Regions from separate parts of the Homo sapiens genome. Here regions 2, 3 and 4 are each linked to region 1. Evidence: chromatin contacts called from ENCODE Hi-C or POLR2A ChIA-PET data. All regions are on one chromosome and are shown on one strand. Each heading gives the region's core, a stretch centred on a gene start or an enhancer-like site at or near the end of the contact. The rest is flanking DNA. Distances are from core to core; before and after follow the strand shown. Region 1 holds the start of NUDT7 (nudix hydrolase 7). Region 2 holds the start of ZFP1 (ZFP1 zinc finger protein). Region 3 holds the start of TMEM231 (transmembrane protein 231). Region 4 holds the start of LINC01229 (long intergenic non-protein coding RNA 1229).

Region 1 (4,609 bases), core at 2,110-4,609:
TTACAGTGTGTAAACACTGGATATTGTAAATATCACAGCGATATTTCACTGATATCACAGTGTATAAACTCTGGATGTTGTCAATATCACAGTGATATTTCACTAATATCAGAGTGTGTAAACACAGGATATCGTAAATATCACAGCAATATTTCAGTGATGTCACAGTGTGTAAGCACTGTGTGTAAACACTGGATATTATGAATATCACAGCGATATTTCATTAGTATCACGGTGTGTAAACACTGGATATTATAAATATAACACCGATATTTCCTTAATATCATGATGTGTAAACACTAGATATTATAAATATTGCATCGATATTTCATTAATATCATGGCGTGTAAACACTATGTGTGAACACTGGATATTAGAAATATCACAACATTTCATTAATATCACGGTGTGCAAACACTGTGTGTAAACAATGGATATTATGAAAATCACAGCGATATTTCATTAATGTCACAGTGTGTAAGCACTGTGTGCAAACACTGGATATTATGAATATCATAGCGATATTTTATTAATATCGCAGTGTGTAAGCACTGTGTGGAAACACTGGATATTATGAATATCACAGCGATATTTCGTTAATGTCACAGTGCGTAAGCACTGTGTGTAAATACTGGATATTATGAATATCACAGTGATATTTCATTAACGTAACAGCGTGTAAGCACTGTGTAAACACTGGATATTATGAGTGTCACAGTGATATTTCATTAATTTCACACGGGATATTATAAAAATCACAACGATATTTAACATCATAGTGTGTAAACACTTTGTGTAAACATCGGGTATTATAAATATCACAGCGATGTTTCATCGGTATCACAGTTTGTAAACCTTGGATATTATAAACATCACAGCGATATTTCATTTATATCACGATGTGTAAACACTGGATACTATAAATATCACAGCGATGTTTGCTTAATATCACGGTGTGTAAACACTGTATATTACAAATATCACAGCCATATTTTATTAATATCACGGTGTGTACACACTGGATATTATAAATATCATATTGATATTTCATTGAGGTCATGGTGTGTAAACACTGGATGTTGTAAATATCTGTGATATTTCATTGATGTTATGGTGCATCAACACTTGATATTACAAATATCACAGAGACATTTCATTGATATCACAGTGTGGAAACACTGGGTATTATAAATATCACAGCGATATTATATTAATATCACGGTGTGTAAACATTGTATATTACAAATATCAGCCATATTTTATTAATATCACAGTGTGTAAACACTGGATATTATAAATATCACATCGATATTTCATTGATGTCACGGTGTGTAAACACTGGATGTTGTAAATATCACAGCGATATTTCATTAATATTTCATTTCATTAATAATTTCACAAACTGCCCCACTGACCTAGGGCCAGCCACAATATTACTTTCATGGGCCCTAGCTACTTTGTTTTTGTGCACCCCTTCTTCCATAAAATAATTTTAAAGTGAATATTTTATGACTGAATTCATAAAATGACTATCATCCAAGCTGGATTCATTATTATATATTGCTTTTATTACATACCTTTTCTTCTTCTAATTTAAAAAGAAATTACAATTAAAACATTTTCACAGGTCCCTAAAATTACTGTGTGTGTCCTGTGCCTGTAAGGGAGAAGTCAGCCCTACACTGACCCCTGGATTCTCAGCTCGCACCAGGCTCCCTCACACACACTGTTCTCCAGCCCCTTTCTGCTGTCTTTGCACAAACTTTGCCCTCTTCCTTGAACACTCTCCCTTGCCTTTTTCCTCATTTATGTCCTCTATCCCGCACAGAGCATCAGAATCCCCTTACAGCACAGATCACTGGGCCTGACACCTGGCTTCTGATTCAGCAGTTGTGACATGGGCCCCAAAGTCCACCTTTTCTTTTCTTTTCTTTTCTTTTCGTCTTTTTTCTTTTCTTTTCTTTTCTCTTTTCTTTCTTTCCTTTCTTTCTTTCTTGGTTTTTGTTGTTGTTGTTGTTGTTGTTTTGTTTTGTTTTGTTTTTGAGACAGAGTTTCGCTTTTTTTTGCCCAGGCTGGAGTGCAATGGCGCGATCTCGGCCCACTGCAAACTCCGCCTCCCAGGTTCAAGCGATTCTCCTGCCTCAGCCTCCTAGTAGCTGAGATTACAGGCGCCTGCCACTGGCTAATTTTTGTTTTTTTAGTAGAGATGGGGTTTCACCATGTTGGCCAAGCTGGTCTCAAACTCCTGACCTTAGGTGATCCACCCGACTTGGCCTCCCAAAGTGCTGGGATTACAGGTGTGAGCCACAGCGCCTGGCCCAGAGTCCACATTTTTAACAGGACCAAAGTGATCCTGATTCTGCTGGTCTGAGGACCACACTTTGAGAACTACTGCTTTCAAGATGAGCTGCACTTCTATTTCCTCTACCAAGCCTCTTCTGTCTCCTAATTGGGTCACATTTCTCCTTCACACGCTCTAGAAGGACCAAAGGCCACTGCTTTATCAGTGTGATTTTTTTTTTTTTTTTTTTTTGCATTAAAAACTTCTTATCTTCTTCTTCTTATTTTTGAGACGGTCTACCTCTGTCAGGCTGGAGTGCAGTGGTGCTATCACGGCTCACTGCAGCTTCGACCTCCTGGGCTCAAGCGATCCTCCCACCTCAGCCTCTTGAGTAGCTGGGACCACAGGTGTGTGCCACCACGCCTGGCTAATTTTTTATTTTTATTTTGTAGAGATGGGGTTTCGCCATGTTGCCCAGGCTGGGCTCGAACTCCTGGATTCAAGTGATCCTCCCCTCTTGGCCTCCCAAAGTGTTGGAATTACAAGCATATGCCACTGCATCCAGCCCTGTGTGATTAATTTATGTTTCTACCATTTGACTGTGAGCTCCACGTGTCTTTTCGCTAGCTGTGGGATCTGCACCCAGTGCATACAGGTGGTCGGTGAACAGGTGCTGACAGCAGTTCCAAAAAGTTGAATGAATCACCTTAACCTTCCAGCAACAGCGAATGCGAGTGTAAAATATTATCACCTCACCAACACTGTATTTTTTTTTTTTTTAACTCTTCCAGCTCTAAATTCCACAACTCCTCCTATACCTCTTGCTTCCATAGAAGCCCAAGGAGCCCGGCAGAAACTGCTTTGAGCAACCAGGAACACCCGGCCCTAAGTCCCGCCCCGCGCCTCTCCCCACCTCAAGTCCCGCCTCTGGCTATAAGCCCCGCCCCGCCCCGATCCCGGCCTCCGATCCCAGATCTCGCACCGCCCCGCCCCCTGTCTCCGCCCCAGACACCACCCCGCCTCGTGCTCTAAGCCCCGCCCCTCTCTCTGGCTTTAGGCCGCTCCCAAGCCCAGAGCTGCTCTGCGCAAGCGCGACCGACCGAGCAGCTCCGAGGAGTCCGCCCGGAAACAAACATTCCCCAGGGCAATGTCACGACTTGGTCTTCCCGAGGAGCCAGTCAGGTAAAGGCTTTCCGGGCCCTGGCACCCCGAGCTTGGTCAGGCCCGGCCTTGATCGTAGCGGAGGCCACCGGGGCCTTTTGGCCGGGACTGATTTTGCAGCTCCCGCCAGTCCACCTGCGAGCGCCGGATGGGGGAGCACTCGCCTCCAGCAACCCGCAGGGTCCCCGAACCTTTGCACTGCTCTGGCCAGGAACAGAGCCGGCTTAAGCCAGTATGGTTTACATACACGCTGCTCCCCTTCCCAGCCGGCTTGGCTGTTCTGCAATCCGCGTCTCCAGAGTTGGACCCCAGGACCCCCGACAGTGGCACAGACCCGCAGCAGGCAGCCCCGGATTCAAGTCCCCCGGTGGCTACTTTCAGTTGTGACCTTGGGTCTGTCAGTTTCGTAAACTCTCTGAGCCTGGAGGTGACCCTGTGATCACTTGCCGGGCTGTTGTGAGGATAAAATGAGAAACGTCAAAATTGAGACCATGCTCAGAACGGGGTGGCTGCTACTGCTGTTGATACCTTGGTGATTATTCCAGCGGCCAGCCCCTAAAGTGGACAGATAACGTTTTTGCAGCCTTTTACTTTGGCTGGTTTGTCTGGTCAGTTCTGTGGTTTCCGGGTGGTTAAAAGCCACCAGCCCACAGTTTCCTTTTCTGGAGGCTGGCCTGCGTGCATCCAGATGCACTGTGCAATCCCTGTGCCAGCATTCACTGATTTTTTTCAGGCCATTTGGTCTTTGAAATACACTGCCGTTACCCAACCACATCTGGTGAGCACCCTGCCACCTAGAAAGAGGCAAAAAATAGCAAATACCTCCTGCAAACAACTGCTTATCTAATGATGGGGAGATTTATGACAGTGGTTACCATTCCCTGAGCACCAGCTGTGTGCCAGCCACAGTATATGAACTGCATCATTTAATCTTCTTAAATATCCTCAAGCCTGACACAAATGAAGATGAAACTCAGAGAAGTCATTTGTATACACTTTTTTTTTTTTTTTTTTGAGACAGAGTCTCACTCTGCCGCCCTGGCTACAGTGCAGTAGGCAATCTCGGCTCACTGCAGCCTCTGCCTCCTGGGTTCAAGCGATTCTCCTGCCTCAACCTTCTGAGTAGCTGGGATTACAGGCATGTGCCACGATGCCCGGCTAATTTTT
Region 2 (4,609 bases), core at 1,106-3,605, 2.6 Mb before region 1:
TTTTTTTTTTTGGAGACGGGGTCTCGCTCTGTCGCCCAGGCTGGAGTTCATTGGTGCAATCTCGGCTCACTGCAAGCTCCGCCTCCCAGGTTCACGCCATTCTCCTGGCTCAGCCTCCCAAGTAGCCGAGGCTACAGGTGCCCGCCACCACGCCCGGCTAATTTTTATTTTTGTATTTTTATTAGAGACAGGGTTTCGCTGTGTTAGCCAGGATGGTCTCGATCTCCTGACCTCGTGATCCGCCCGCCTCGGCCTCCCAAAGTGCTGGGATTACAGGCGTGAGCCACTGCACCCGGCCGCAACCATACGATTTACCCAAATGAACTGGAAACTTATATCCTCACAAAACCTGAACACAGATGTTTAGAGCAGCTTTATTCATAGTTGCCAAAACTTAGAAGCAACCAATGTATCTTCAGTAGGTGAATGGATTTAAAACACTGGTACATGCAGACAGTAGAATATTATGCAGCACTAAAACGAACTGAGGCTGGGCACAGTGGCTCATCCCTATAATCCCCGCACTTTGGGAGGCCAAGGCAGGAGGATTTCTTGATCCCAGGAGTTTGAGACGAGCCTGGGCAACATGGCAAAATGCCATCTCTACAAAAAATACAAAAAATTACCCAGGCATGGCTGTGTATGCCTGTAGTTTTAGCTACTTGGGAGGCTGAACTGGGAGGGTCACTTGAGCCCAGGAAGTGGAGGCTGCAGTGAGCCATGATCGCACCACTGCACTCCAACCTGGGTGACAGAGTGAGACCCTGTGTCAAAAAAAAAAAAAAAAAAAAAAAGCCAGGGTAACTTGAGGGAAACATGAGGGAAACTTAAATGTATATTACTAAATGAAAGAAGCCAATCTGAAAAAGCAACATATGTATGATTCCACCTATATGACAACCTGCAAAAGGCAAAACTATGGAGACAGTAAAAATATCAGAGATTTCCAGGGGTTGTGGGATGGATGAATAAATGGAGCACAGATGATTTTTTGGGGGGCAGTGAAACTATTCTGTACGATACTGTAATGGTTACAGGCATTTGTCAAGACCCATAGAATGTACAACATCAAGTGAACACTAATGTAAGCTATGGACTTTGGGTGCCAATGATTTTGTTTTTTAATTTATACTTTTTGAGACAGGGTCACCCAAGCTGGAGTGCAGTGGCACAATCTTGGCTCACTGAAACCTCAGCCTCCCAGGCTCAAGTGATCCTCCCACCTCAGCCTCCCGAGTAGCTGGGACTACAGGTGCGTGCCACCATGCCCGGCTAATTTTTGTATTTTTTTTTTTTTTTTAAGAGATGAGGTTTCACCATTTTGGCCAGGCTGGTTTCAAATTCCTCGGCTCAAGCAATCTGCTTGCCTCAGGCTCCCAAAGTGCTAGGATTACAGGTGTGAGCCACTGAGCCTGGCCAGGTGCTGATATTTAACTGTAGGTTCACCAATTGTAACAAATACACTGTTCTGGTGTGGGATATCAACTTTGGGGAGGTTGTGTGTGCTGGGGGGACATGGGTTATATGGGAATTCAATGTATTTTCTGCTCAAATTTTGCTGTGAACCTAAAACTGTTCTAAAGGATGAAAGGAACTGAGGGTGAAGGGAAATGGGAAGATGGTGGTCAAGGGGTACAAAGTCTCAGTTATGCAAGATGAGTAGTTCTGGGGAGATGCACAGCTATGTGACGATAGTTGACAATATTGTGTACTTGAAATTTGCTAAGAAGATAGATCTTAAGTGTTCTCATCAGACAAATAACTATGTGAGGTGATGCACATGTTAATTAGCTTGATTATGGTGAATATTTCACAAATGTAGATATCAAGTTGTACATCTTAAATATATAGATCTCAACAAATATATATACCTCAACAAAGTGGCCTGGGAAAAAAGGGAAAAAAGCTAGTTGCAGCACATGATACCTTTATGGCCAGTTTTGTAACAACAACAAAAAAATCAAAGTGCGAACTTAATGTTATACGCAGTTAATCTTTAGAAAGTGAGATTATGGATACTTTATTTTGTACATATATTCTAATTAAATACAGTTATAGATTATTTGTGTAATGTTTAAAAGCCAAGTTGTTGTATTTAAGGGGGAGGTGGTGAATTGTAGTTCACGACCCACTCTGGGAAAAAAGAAAACAGTGCAGGCTAAGGAGATTATTTTGGTCGGCTCATCAGACCGCCTAACAAGGCGAAGACTTTCCTGAGAGTCCCTAAAGCCGCGGCCCCGGAGGCTTGTGGGAAATGTAGTCCCGAACGTGGATGGTCCACCCCTCCGAGGACCCTGGGAACGGCCCGCGCCCCTGTTTCTGCGCATGTGCAGTGCTGCGAGCGCGCCGGTGGCCGCCCTTCCCCCACCACCAGCGGCGAGTGGGTGACAGAGCCCCCGTCTCCGCGCGTCTTCGCCGCCCTGCGCCGTGACCCGCTGTGGCACTGGGCCACGAGTGGAGGCTGCGCCCCTCCAGGTACGAGAGGGGCTTCCAGGTAGCTCCGCGCGGCCTGGGGCCGAGGGGAAGGAGATGAGGGATGGGCTCGTGCCCGCGCAGGGTGGGAGCCCAAACTTCGGCTACTCGTAGGCGGCAGTGACCCTCAGGGCGGCGTCCGGGGTTGCCCGGCGCTCGCCTCTGAACGGGGCCGGCGGGGCACGCCTGGCCGAACGTGCGGGGGCGGGGACGGCGGAGGGAAGGGCGGCTATGAGGCTTCGCCTTCTTCTCTTTGTCAGGAGATGCGCCTCAGACGGGCGGCGAAGGGCTCGGGCCGCGCGGGAGCGAGTTCTGGAGCCCCGGCGGGCGCGCGCGCGCGGGACGAGGCCCCGCCGGGGCGTGGTGGGGGCGTGGCCTGACACACCTGGCCACGCCCCGATGCCCGGTGCCTCGTGGGTGGAGGAAGGACTGGAGCCTGGTCAGTTGCCGGTGGTGAAGGAGAACCGTGATCCCTTTGTCAGAGGGTCTTCAGTGAGGTGTTCCCCTGATCCTCGCATCCACCCCGTGACTTCCAGCGTTATCATCTCCGTCGCTATCCCAGGAACACGGGAGGTTCAGAAGGGGAAAGTGATTTCCCTAAGGTCTCACAACCCGGTGGTACTTTATGTGAGCAGCAGATATTTTTTCATTTATCTTTTGATTTTACTCGCTGGTAGATTTTGCCATGTATACGTTTTGACGTTTTAAATTTCTCTCGGGTGGAATTTACTGTTCTTTCCGTTTGGGGCACCCAAAATTCTTCACTACTTTGAAATACGAAAGTTTTCCCATGATTCTGGTGCAGTCACGCTCTGCGTAACAGTGTTTCTGTCAACGAGGGACCTCATGTAAAATGGTGGTCCTATGTGATTGTAATACTATATTTTTGTATTGTACCGTTTCTTTTCTTTACTTTCTTTTTTTTTTTTTTTTTTTTGAGACGGAGTCTCGCTCTGTCGTCCAGGCTGGAGTGCAGTGGCTTGATCTCGGCTCACTGCAACCTCCGCCTCCTGGGTTAAAGTAGTGCTCTGCCTCAGCCTCCCGAGTAGCTGGGATTACAGGCGTGAGCCACCGCGTCCGGCCAGACACAATTTATTGATGTAACTGTTCCTCTAAATACTACTTTAACTACATCACTCAAATTTTTATATCTTGTATTTTCTTTTCTGTTGTTGTTGTTTTTGAGACTGAGTCTCACTCTGTCACCCAGGCTGGAGTGCAGTGGCACTCAGCTCACTGAAACCTCTGCCTCCCGGGTTCAAGCAGTCCTCCTGGCTGGGATTACAGGCACCCGCCACTACACCTGGCTGATTTTTGTATTTTTAGTAGAGACGGGGTTTCACCATGTTGGCCCGGCTGCTCTAGAACTCTTGACCTCAAGTGATTCTCCCGCCTTGGCTTCCCAAAGTGCTGGGATTACAGGCATGAACCACTGCACCCAGCCTTTTTATTGTGTTTTCATTACCATTCAATTCAAATTTTTTTAACTTCCCTTGTGACTTCATTTTTTACCCTTATTTATTTAGATTGTATTGCATAATTTCCAAGTTTTTGGAGATTTTCCAGATCTTTTTTTTTTTTTTTTTGAGACAGAGTCTCGCTCTGTTGCCCAGTCTGGAGTGCAGTAGCGAGATCTCGGCTCACTGCAAGCTCCGCCTACCAGGTTCACACCATTCTCCTGCCTCAGCCTCCAGAGTAGCTGGGACTACAGGCGCCCGCCACTACACCTGGCTAATTTTTTTATTTTTTTTTGTATTTTTAGTAGAGACGGGGTTTCACCGTGTTAGCCAGGATGGTCTCTATCTCCTGACCTGGTGATCCACCTGCCTCGGCCTTGCAAAGTGCTGGGATCACAGGCGTGAGCCATCGCACCCGGCCCAGATCTTTTTATATTATTGATTTATAGTTTAATTCTGATTTGGTCAGAATACTGTGTTACGAATTTCAATTATTTTAAATTTGTTGTGGTTTGTTTTTGTATTGTATTTTTGTTTCATTTTGTTTTAGTAGACTCCTGGTCTCAAGTGATCCGCTGACCTTGGCCTCCCAAAGTGCTTTACAGGCGTGAGCCACTGCACCAGGCCTGTTGTAGTTTGTTTTAAGGTCGAGGATATGATGATCTCTCTGGGTAACTGTT
Region 3 (4,609 bases), core at 913-3,412, 2.2 Mb before region 1:
TATTCACAACTCTGATAACATTTTGGTTCTCAGTTTTCCTTACTTTTCATTTCCCTGCAGTTAATAATTATTTGCTTAGTTTTCTATGTACTTATACCATTTCATCAAAGAGCTGCTATTCCAATTCCTCAAAATTTGATGTTTAAAGGCATAAGATTTAGTCAAAACCTTGTTCATTGAAATATTGTCCCTAGGCCGGGCACAGTGGCTGACACCTATGATCCCAGCAGTTTGGGAGACCAAGGCGGGTGGATCACCTGAGGTCAGGAGTTCGAGACCAGCCTGGCCAACATAGTGAAACCCCTTCTCTACTAAAAATCCAAAAATTAGCCTGTAATCCCAGCTACTCGGGAGGCTAAGGCACGAGAATTGCTTGAACCCAGGAGGCAGAGTTGCAGTGAGCAGAGAATTGCAGCACTGCACTCCAGCCTGGGCAACAGAACAAGACTGTGTCTCAAAAAAAAAAAAAAAAAAGAAAAGAAAAGAAAAAAGAAAAGAAAAAAAGAAATGTTGTCCCTAATAGTGAAAAAGTCAAAGCAAACCTCAAAAAGAATACAGCTGATTAATAAGTATTGATACATATACAAAACTGAGCCTTCAATTTCTGTCATTATATCTACCTGTAACTCTATCATATTTTAGAATGAGCATGCACTTTTGTAATCAGAATATAAGAACATTTATAAAGTAATAGGAGAAAAGTAACCTGAATCATATTAGGTTGGTGCAAAAGTAATTCCGGTTTTTTGTCATTACTTTTAATGGCAAAAGCCGCAATGACTTTTGCATCAACCTATTACTATTTTTTTTGCAGTTATTTATACGACCAATCGGATTTTTAAAAACAATTTTATTTAGTTGCTGGGAACAAGTCTGATTTTCTTTTCTCCTCAGCTATACAAGGTTGGCTTGTAGGGCAATCATCTTAGATATGTCTGAAGAGATTCGAATTTGAAAGAAGGAAAACCAGAAGTTTCATACTTCTAAAGGAAAACGTTTTCAGAAAATGAGTGAAAAGGAGTGACTACAAAGGAAGCATTCGCTTATCTCAAAGCAAATACTAAATTACAGATTCCTCTCAGCGCTCTACTGGTGAAAAAATTTAAAAATAAATAAATAAATTACAGACAGTAACATGCTTCCATTTCATCCCGACAGCTTCAGGATGGCGCAGTCTCCAATGGGACAAACCCAGGGAGGCGTGACTCGGCCACAGCGCGTTCTGGGAAGGCCGCTTAACCAATCAGCGCCTTGGTTTCCAGGGGTCAGGTCTGCATAAAAATGCTGCCCTTTCCGTTCCTATAGTGGTGTGATGCAGAAACGCCGCGACAGAATGGGGTTATCTACATTAACAGCGCGCGGCCTTCCAGGCTCCTAAATGGACTTTCACAAACACCCTCCATCAGGCCAGGCCCGCGGGTGTGACCCGGGCAGACACAGGCTGCCCCCACACTTCTGGACTCTGTGTCAGGGCGCACACGCTGACAGCATGGCTAACTTTCTGGGGGCCGGGGACATCTGGGAGAAGCAGAATGAAACAGAAGATCGATTCCCTAGGTCCTAGGAGATGAAACGCCACCTTTGCGGGTTCGCGAGTCCTTAGGATCAAAGCTGGGCTCCCCAGGGCCGGGGCCGCTCGCCCCACATCCTCATTCCAGTCCCCATCCCCACCCTATCCCCGACTCTGCCCCAGGCCCAGGCGGGAACCACGCACCGAAACGAGCGGGACGCGCAGGCGATCCCCTTGCAGCCGGTTGAAGGCGGGGAACGTGCTCCAGGCGAGGAACCCGTCGCTTTCGGGTCCGAGCAGGGCCACGAGCAGCACCTGGTGTTGGAAGCGCACGGTCGGCTGCTCCTCGTAGCTGCTCCGCTTCAGCCAAAACCCTGAGTTAAAGAGGGCGGTAGGGAGGCGGTTAGGGAGGCCGGCCCTGGCCGAGCGCGCCCGGGGAGCCTCGTGGCACAGCGGCCGGGGCAGGCTCACCGTGGCTCCGGAAGGCCACCAGCAGCGGCGGGATGTACGTGAGCGCAGCGGCCAGCAGCAGGAACAGCGCGGCTTTGGAGCAGAGCCCCGCGCGGTAACTGCGCTCGACCGGGTGAGAGAAGAGCTCATAGAGCGCCATGAGCACCGCTCGCAGGCACTCCGCGAGCCGGGGGACCAAGTTTGGCTTCTCCTGGTTGCCATCGCCTCGGTCTCCACGGCAACCGACGGCTCACAGAAAGGAGCCAATAGCAAGGCCGCACCGAAAGGAGCCAGTGGCGGGGGCGGGGTTAGCGGGCGTGGCGCTGCCGGGGACGGTCGGCCTAGCTTTTCGAGCTGTGTACGTTTGCGTAAAGGCTGGGCGGCGATAGAACGTTTCCGTGGACCAGAGTCGTGGCTGTTGTCTGTGTTAACATTTGTGTAAAATAAGATGCCCATAAAAGTTGACTTGAACACTGAGGAGGAAGAACTAAATATTTAAATTTCAACTGACATGGACACAAACAATGGTCACCAAGTCCCTAAACAGGTTGTGGGAGCCCCTTGAGGCGTTCATCCAGCGCTGTTTCGGAGAAATCTCTATTTCAGTCTACTCCTATACGTCAGTTATTGAAAAACAACAATCGCAAAAACAAGTTGACCTTTTTGTGTTCCTTGAGCCCAGTCGCAAAGGGCCCTCGTGACTGGGCCTCATGCTAGACAACATGTTACAAAAAGATCTAGGGTCCCAGACCACGCCAAAAAGCTTCATGAGACCTCTCCTCGTCTGTGCACTGACGAGTGGCCGGCTCTGGAGCCCAGGTCGTTGCTTCCCAGTCTGGAGGTGAATCCTCCATAGTCTGGTGAGTGTAAATATATATATATATATGTCTTTTTCCTTCTCCTCTTCCCATTGCAATTTGCTTATTATATCAATCTGCTTATTATATTAATTTGCTTATTATAATATCTGCATTGCCATTTACGTGGGATAAAGCTTGCTTACCCTTAAAGGTACTGTGTGTGTGCCTTTTCTTCTCCCCTAGCGCGTCTCCCGCACAGAACGAACACCTGCTTTTGTGTCATCTGTTAACCCCCAGTGTGGTTCCTACTGAAGTCCAGTCAGTCACAAGCCTGGCCGTGGTCCTGGACCTGGTCCTGGGCTGAGATCAAAGCCAGGTGCTTTTGCCCCCAGATTTTCTGTTGCTTCCACTATGCTCCCATGCAAGACAGACACGGAAACACAAATCCCCTGGCTCTTCCACGGATAGAGTGGAATTACTACAAAGCTCTGATGCACTTCGTTAACCCTGTGTTGGGTACAGCTCAGCCGCGAGTTTTACAGGAATATATGGTCCTCCCCAAAGATCACTGGCTTATTGCTTAATTGAATGCCTACACCCCCCCGCCACCACCCCCAACCAATATTTCTAACATGGTAGAAGGACTTTTTAAAAAAATCTATGGTCCACAGCCAATTTCTTCATCAAATGGCCCTGAATGGCTGGGCACGGTGGCTCACGCCTGTAATCCCAACACTTTGGGAGGCCAAGGTGGGCGGATCACCTGAGGTCAGGGGTTCAAGACCAGCCTGGCCAACATGGTGAACCCTCATCTCTACTAAAAATACAAAAATTAGCCAGGCATGGTGATGGGCACCTGTAATCCCAGCTACTCTGGAGGCTGAGGCAGGAGAATCGCTTGAACCCGGGAGGCACAGATTACAGTGAGCGGAGATCACACATTGGACTCCAGCCTGGGTGGCAGCGAGACTCCATCTCAAACAACAACAACAACAACAAAAAGGTCCTGAGTGGCTGAGCACAGTGGCTCATGCCTGTAGGTCCAGCTACTCGGGAGGCCTGGGCAGGAGGAAGGCTTGAGCCCAGGAGGCTGCAGTGAGCCATGAATGCACTACTGCACTCCAGGCTGGGAGACAGAAGGAGACCTTGTCTCTAAAAAAATAAATACAAAATATTTAAATATAAGTAAATTTGTTAAAGGGTCAGTAAAATGACATTTAAGTGGAAAGACATGATAAGCTTTGTGATTTGGAAAAGTCACTCTAATGACAGCATGTCAGTAGTGTAAACCAAAATGTATCTGAGACAAGTCTCAATCAACGTAGAAATTTATTTTGCCAAGGTTAAGGACATGCCTGTGACACAGCCTCAGGAGGTCCTGATGACATACGCCCAAGGTGGATAGGGTATAACTTGAGTTTATACATTTAGGGAGACATAAGACATCAATCAATACGTGTAAGATGTACATTGGTTCAGTACTGAAAGATGAGACAAGTGGAGGTGGGGTGGGGCTTCCAGACCACAGAATTGGCAGATTCAGAGATTTTTCCAATTGTCAACTGGTTATTATCTAAAGACCTGGAATCAATAGAAAGGAATGTGTGGGTTTGTGGGCGGGGCACAGTGGCTCACGCCTGTAATCCCAACACTTTGGGAGGCCAAGGCAGGCAGATCACTTGAGGTCAGGAGTTCAAGACCAGCCTGGCCAACATGGTGAAACCCTGTCTCTACCAAAAATATGTATTAAAAAAAAAAACATTAGCTGCATCTGGCGGTGTCCACCTGTAATCCCAGCTACTTGGGAGGCTGAGGCAGGAGAATTGCTTTAACCCGGGAGGCAGCAGCT
Region 4 (4,609 bases), core at 1,502-4,001, 2.0 Mb after region 1:
CATGGAAAGTGGATTGGCCTGAACAGGCTCTGTTAACTGTTCTCAGGGCAGATGCGAAGCCCAGCAGAGGGCACTTGCCTGTGCTAGCTCTACTTCTATCTACTCTCATCTCCAACTTCTACCCTCTGTCTATCTATGAGACCTCACAGGTCTGTTCCTCTATGAAGCCTGTCTTGATTGCTCTAATTGGGTTTAAGTCCCTTTAGCGTATGTTGTCACTGTGTCATGAACATACATCTTTGTAGTAGTGTTAAGCTGGGGTTTGTGAAAGTTTGGGTATTATTTCTCCCACTTGACTGTAAGCCCTGTCTGTGTTGGCTCCCTATATCCCAGCGTCTAGCAGAGAGGCAGAACACACTCCACAGGAATACTTGCAGAAGGGAGAAAGAATGCTTGTGAGGCTGTTGGCTGAAAAGAAAACTGAAAGCAGGAGAGACAAACCATTGTGTGGATAGGCGTCTCACTGCACCGGGCAAAGCCGGGCAAACAGAGGGAGTGGAGGGTTACAACAGGAGGGATTTAGGACAGTGTTCAGGAAGAAAGCTGCTTTGCAAACATCCTTTAAAATTCAGGGCTGCCTAAAGAGTTACAGTGCGATCCCAGGGAAAACAGCCAGCAATTATATCAGCCTCTGCAAACAGAATAATCTGCTTTGCTCCAATCCCGATTTTTATTTTCCATAGGTTTTAAAGAAAAGTTAGAAGATAAACTTTACGGCGAAAGATTATAGGCAGGGTTCTGGCTAGGCTTTTTAAGCTAGGGGGATTTAAGGAAAGGAGACAGTACTCTCTCTCTGAGACCAAGTGAGTCTCTGGGGATGGGTGGAGTCGAAAACCTCTCCCTTGCTGGGCGATACTGTCTTGTGTTGACGTTCAAAAATATCTCCTTTAAGTTATCAAAAGAACCATCTCTTAGGTGCTGTCTGTTAGGGTAGGAGGTGGGCATGCCTAGGTCTTCTCCTGCTGCGAAGGGAAGAAGGAAGCTAGCTGGGGCCTTTCTGCTGAGCCTTTTAGACAATAGCACAGTGAGTACAGACACGTTTCCCTTGACTGCCAGGCTCAGAGCAAGGGCGAGGGTGGCACACAGGCATCTGCTAAGCAGAAAAATGTCATGCCAGGGGCTTCTTCACCAGCCAACCCTGTTCCTAGCTGGCAGGCCACTTCCCAGGCAGTTTCCAAACAACAAAACAGAAGGGATTTCATTTCTCACTTCATTTTTTTTTTTTTGGCTTCTGTATTCCCAGTCCCTACATTCTGAATAAACAACCTTTTGTTGTAAATGGATAACTTGTAAGCCATAGGCACTCAGGGAGAGCAAAGAAGCTAGCTAAGGTGTGGGGAGGGGGAGGAAGAATCTGTGCTCCAAGACTGGGCCTGCCTACTGTGTTGTTATGTGTCTGGGCTACATGTGTCTCCATGTCTCCGCGTCCTCACCTGGAAAGAGGGATAATTCTGCATGCCATATTGACAACCACAATGGTGAAGATGAATTAGAAGGAGGCACCTTGAAAAAAAGAAAAAAGGAAACTGTATAAGAAAAAAAGCCCCACACAGTTTTAAATATGCTCAACTTGATAATTCTTCATAAAATTAGAATCACAGTGACTTCCAGTATGCAGCTGAGTTCACGTGAAGTCTGCAGTCACTTGTTAGAGAAATGCTTTTACGGAATTGCTTCACCAAGCAGAGAACTGGCTCTGCTGTCTCACAGATGTGGGAAGTGACCAGCTTTGATCAGAGTAGCCTTGATCCAGTCACTTTCCTCTCTGAGTTGTGGTTCCCACATTAGTTGAGGGGAAGCTGCCGAGGTGGATGTGTGTTGCAGGATGAAGATAAGATGTTCCCCAAACACACAGAACATGGGTCTTTTCTACTCATTCCAGGATTATTGAGGAAGATCCACCTAAGATGCAAGTGTTAAATACAGTGATGGGGCAGGATGGGCCAAGGGTGATAAACATGCTCATTCTGAGAATTGGTAGTTATGCATAGGACTGCATAAGGCTGGCATAGCCCTGGCGATGTAGGTTCTACTGAGACCTATCCCCAGATGGGGGCCATAACCACATGGGCAGTTGTACAGCCATGCAACCACACCAGTAAGTGGATAGAACCAAGAGCTCCAAAGTTACACAGACAGTTTCCAGTCCTGCTTCTGCCTCCCCTGCTCAGTGCCTCTGTTTACCCATGGGCACACCAAGCTCTAAATAGGATTAAGCATGGCAACTACTCAACACAGTATCTGGTAGAAACCCCTCAGAAACGATAGTATTATTAACAATATTATTACTAACCCTAAGTACCTGGGGCTGCATATATCTCAGCTCTCTTTTCCTCCTGGGCAATTTCCATTTTCTAAACCGAGGTCCTGCTTTTTCAGCAAGGAAACTGTGCTAAATGCTCCCGCATCAGCGTGTGTGTGTGTGTCTCTCTCTAGGGGCTGGGGGCTCAAGTGTTGAAGTTGGTTCAGCGTGTGTGTGTGTTTGTGCACGTGTATGGGTGTGTGTAAGGGCTGGGGGCTCAAGCATTGGCGGTAGCTCAGCGTGTGTGCGTGTGTGCGTGTGTTCAAGGGCTGGGGGCTCAATTGTGAGAGGTGGCCCAGGGGCCGGTTAGAGACTGGGAAGGACGACAGAGGCAAGACACGCAGCGAGTGCTCTCGCGAGAGTTCACCGAGTTGATAAAATTATTAAAACACAAAATACACATTTGCGTGAGGGGGAAAAAATACCCGCTTGTCCGTCCTGTCCCTTCAGGCTGCGCAACGCTGGAGGGCGATGGGAGCTCCACACAGGTGGGACGAGCCTAGCAGGTAAACCTTCCACCGGCCCGAGCTCCGCGACGCCGCGCCCCCAGCCCCGCCCCGCCTTAAAAAAAAAAAAAAAAAAGAAGAAGAGAAAGAGCCGCCGGGAGAAGCGCGGACGCCGCCGCTTCCCGGGCTCCAGCCGCGGCCCAGAAGAGGAGGAGCCCAGACGCCCTTCGCGCGCCATTGGTCCATCCGCCTAGCAACAGCCGCGGCCGGACCAATGGGAGCCGCGAAGCGGCCGGCCCCGCTCCAGAAACTTGGCTGCGGAGAAGTTCGCTGTCCCAGCCAGGAAAACAAACCAAGAGACCCTTCACACCCCAGCCCTAAGTTTTCTTTCTTACCCTGCCTACCCTCCCCCTTTCCCTTTGCAACTTGTCACCATTCCCAGCTCATGCATGCTTTAGTCGCCAAATTCTGACGCGGACGGAGGGCCTTTTCAGAAGGTCATCTCTTCCCACCCAAAGGAGAAGTCTCATTAGAGGCAAAAGAACGGACAGGTTGAAAACGATTTGTCAGGTTTCCGAATCTCTCTTGGTCTTCAATTACAATAGCCTCACTTTTAATATATAGTGTGTTTTTGTTTGAACTGATCTGCAAGATCTGTGCCCAAAATGAAGGGCAATTTGGAACATTTATTATGTACCGGGCTTTGACCTCGAATTTTGTTTGCTTTCTATGCCTTATTGCATTTAATCCTCTAATTAATTGTAATTCGGAGAGTGGGTTGCCCTGTCTCCATTTAATAGATGGGAAATTGAAGTTCAAAATGGTGAGTGGAAGTGTCAGAGAAATTCTGTTAGTACATGGTTACACAGGATTCAAACCCAAGCCAGTCTGATTCCCAAGACACTCTGGTTTCATGATGCCAGGAACCTCTGCAAGCACTTTTCAGAAATGGCCATAAAGAAATTCTCTGACCTACCTTGTGGGTTGTAGGTCCTGCCCCATACTGGAGAGGAAGACGTGCTACATAGAGAAGCTAAGAAAAATTTGAACAGACAGGCCGTGCTGGGTTTTCTGCCTCAGTCTCTTGCTATTAGATCAGACTCTTCTTTGTCTAACCCTATTTCTACCTGGCTATCCATGCTTCATCAAACTTAAGCCCGGGTAAAAACAGATACCCGGGGTATCTATTTTTATCTGGGACTTGCGGTCTTCATTTTGAGGGCTCCCATGTCACATAAAACTATGATTGAATAGCTTTGTTATGGCTTTTCTCCTGTTAATTTCTTGTCAATTCATTCAGCAGACTTAGATTAGAGCCTTCAGAGGGAAAGTTTGAACTTTCCTAAAGAAATGGTGTATATTGCAAAAATCGAATCCAGACTCTCTCTATGTGTTATCCTCAAACCCCAGCTTGCTTTGTGGGTGTGTGACCAGCCCAAATGCACAGATTCTGTACTTAGAAGGTCTTACACTTGGTTTACTGCTCTGCTGTTGCTGTTTTGAAGTTATTAATACGATTTGAAGAAGAGGTCCCGTGTTTTCATTTTGCACTGGGTCTGCAAATTATGTAGCCGCCCCTATGAATACAGCTTATTTAAATGTCCCAGAGGAATCTCACGTTTTGAGAATGTCGAACCTCAAGGGAAGGAGGAAGGTTGTAAGCTTGCCACCCCAACCCACATCACACACACACTTAGACTTCTGCACACACCCTACAGATAGTTTTATGACACTATAACTGTAATTTGAATCTCCAGTCTATTAAATGGGAGTGTATATATTTATGGCTGTGTTTATGTGTGTGTGTGCATGCACACGTGCCTGTGAGAACTCAGAGAGGGAATAGAGGTTTGGGGCATTT

The links. Hi-C counts contacts between places; a loop is a spot of excess contacts on that map. ChIA-PET counts read pairs that join two places held with the same protein, here RNA polymerase II (POLR2A). Pooled maps may share reads with other maps.
Region 2: a loop to region 1 is called in a map of B cell, with 40 times the contacts of the local background. The contact joins the promoter of ZFP1 here to the promoter of NUDT7 in region 1. A Hi-C loop is called at or near these places in 3 of 168 maps with a recorded cell type or tissue (B cell, CD4-positive, alpha-beta T cell and CD8-positive, alpha-beta T cell) and 9 of 50 pooled maps.
Region 3: a map of CD4-positive, alpha-beta T cell shows a loop between it and region 1 (9-fold over the local background). The contact joins the promoter of TMEM231 here to the promoter of NUDT7 in region 1. A Hi-C loop is called at or near these places in 1 of 168 maps with a recorded cell type or tissue (CD4-positive, alpha-beta T cell) and 11 of 50 pooled maps. POLR2A ChIA-PET finds 5 or more read pairs at or near these places in 2 of 52 experiments (Panc1 and activated T-cell).
Region 4: a loop to region 1 is called in a map of gastrocnemius medialis, with 6 times the contacts of the local background. The contact joins the promoter of LINC01229 here to the promoter of NUDT7 in region 1. A Hi-C loop is called at or near these places in 2 of 168 maps with a recorded cell type or tissue (gastrocnemius medialis and naive thymus-derived CD4-positive, alpha-beta T cell) and 9 of 50 pooled maps.

Annotation. Positions count from the first base shown.
Region 1 is chr16:77,719,155-77,723,763 of GRCh38, forward strand. NUDT7 (nudix hydrolase 7) reads left to right here and starts at 3,360. Exons shown (of 4, transcript NM_001105663.3): 1 at 3,360-3,463. The coding sequence starts at 3,429. RefSeq lists an enhancer at 3,198-3,492 and a silencer at 3,206-3,335.
Region 2 is chr16:75,146,169-75,150,777 of GRCh38, forward strand. It overlaps ZFP1 (ZFP1 zinc finger protein), which reads left to right and starts at 2,356. Exons shown (of 4, transcript NM_153688.4): 1 at 2,356-2,475. RefSeq lists an enhancer at 2,167-2,216 and a silencer at 2,577-2,946.
Region 3 is chr16:75,554,090-75,558,698 of GRCh38, forward strand. TMEM231 (transmembrane protein 231) reads right to left here and starts at 2,163. Exons shown (of 7, transcript NM_001077418.3): 1 at 1,982-2,163; 2 at 1,715-1,884. The coding sequence starts at 2,120. RefSeq lists silencers at 1,854-1,933, 2,224-2,333 and enhancers at 2,374-2,453, 2,484-2,593.
Region 4 is chr16:79,767,720-79,772,328 of GRCh38, forward strand. LINC01229 (long intergenic non-protein coding RNA 1229) reads left to right here and starts at 2,752. Exons shown (of 4, transcript NR_104660.1): 1 at 2,752-2,808. MAFTRR (MAF transcriptional regulator RNA) reads right to left here and starts at 2,813. Exons shown (of 6, transcript NR_104663.1): 1 at 2,728-2,813; 2 at 1,434-1,503. RefSeq lists an enhancer at 2,853-2,902 and silencers at 2,900-3,098, 3,023-3,072.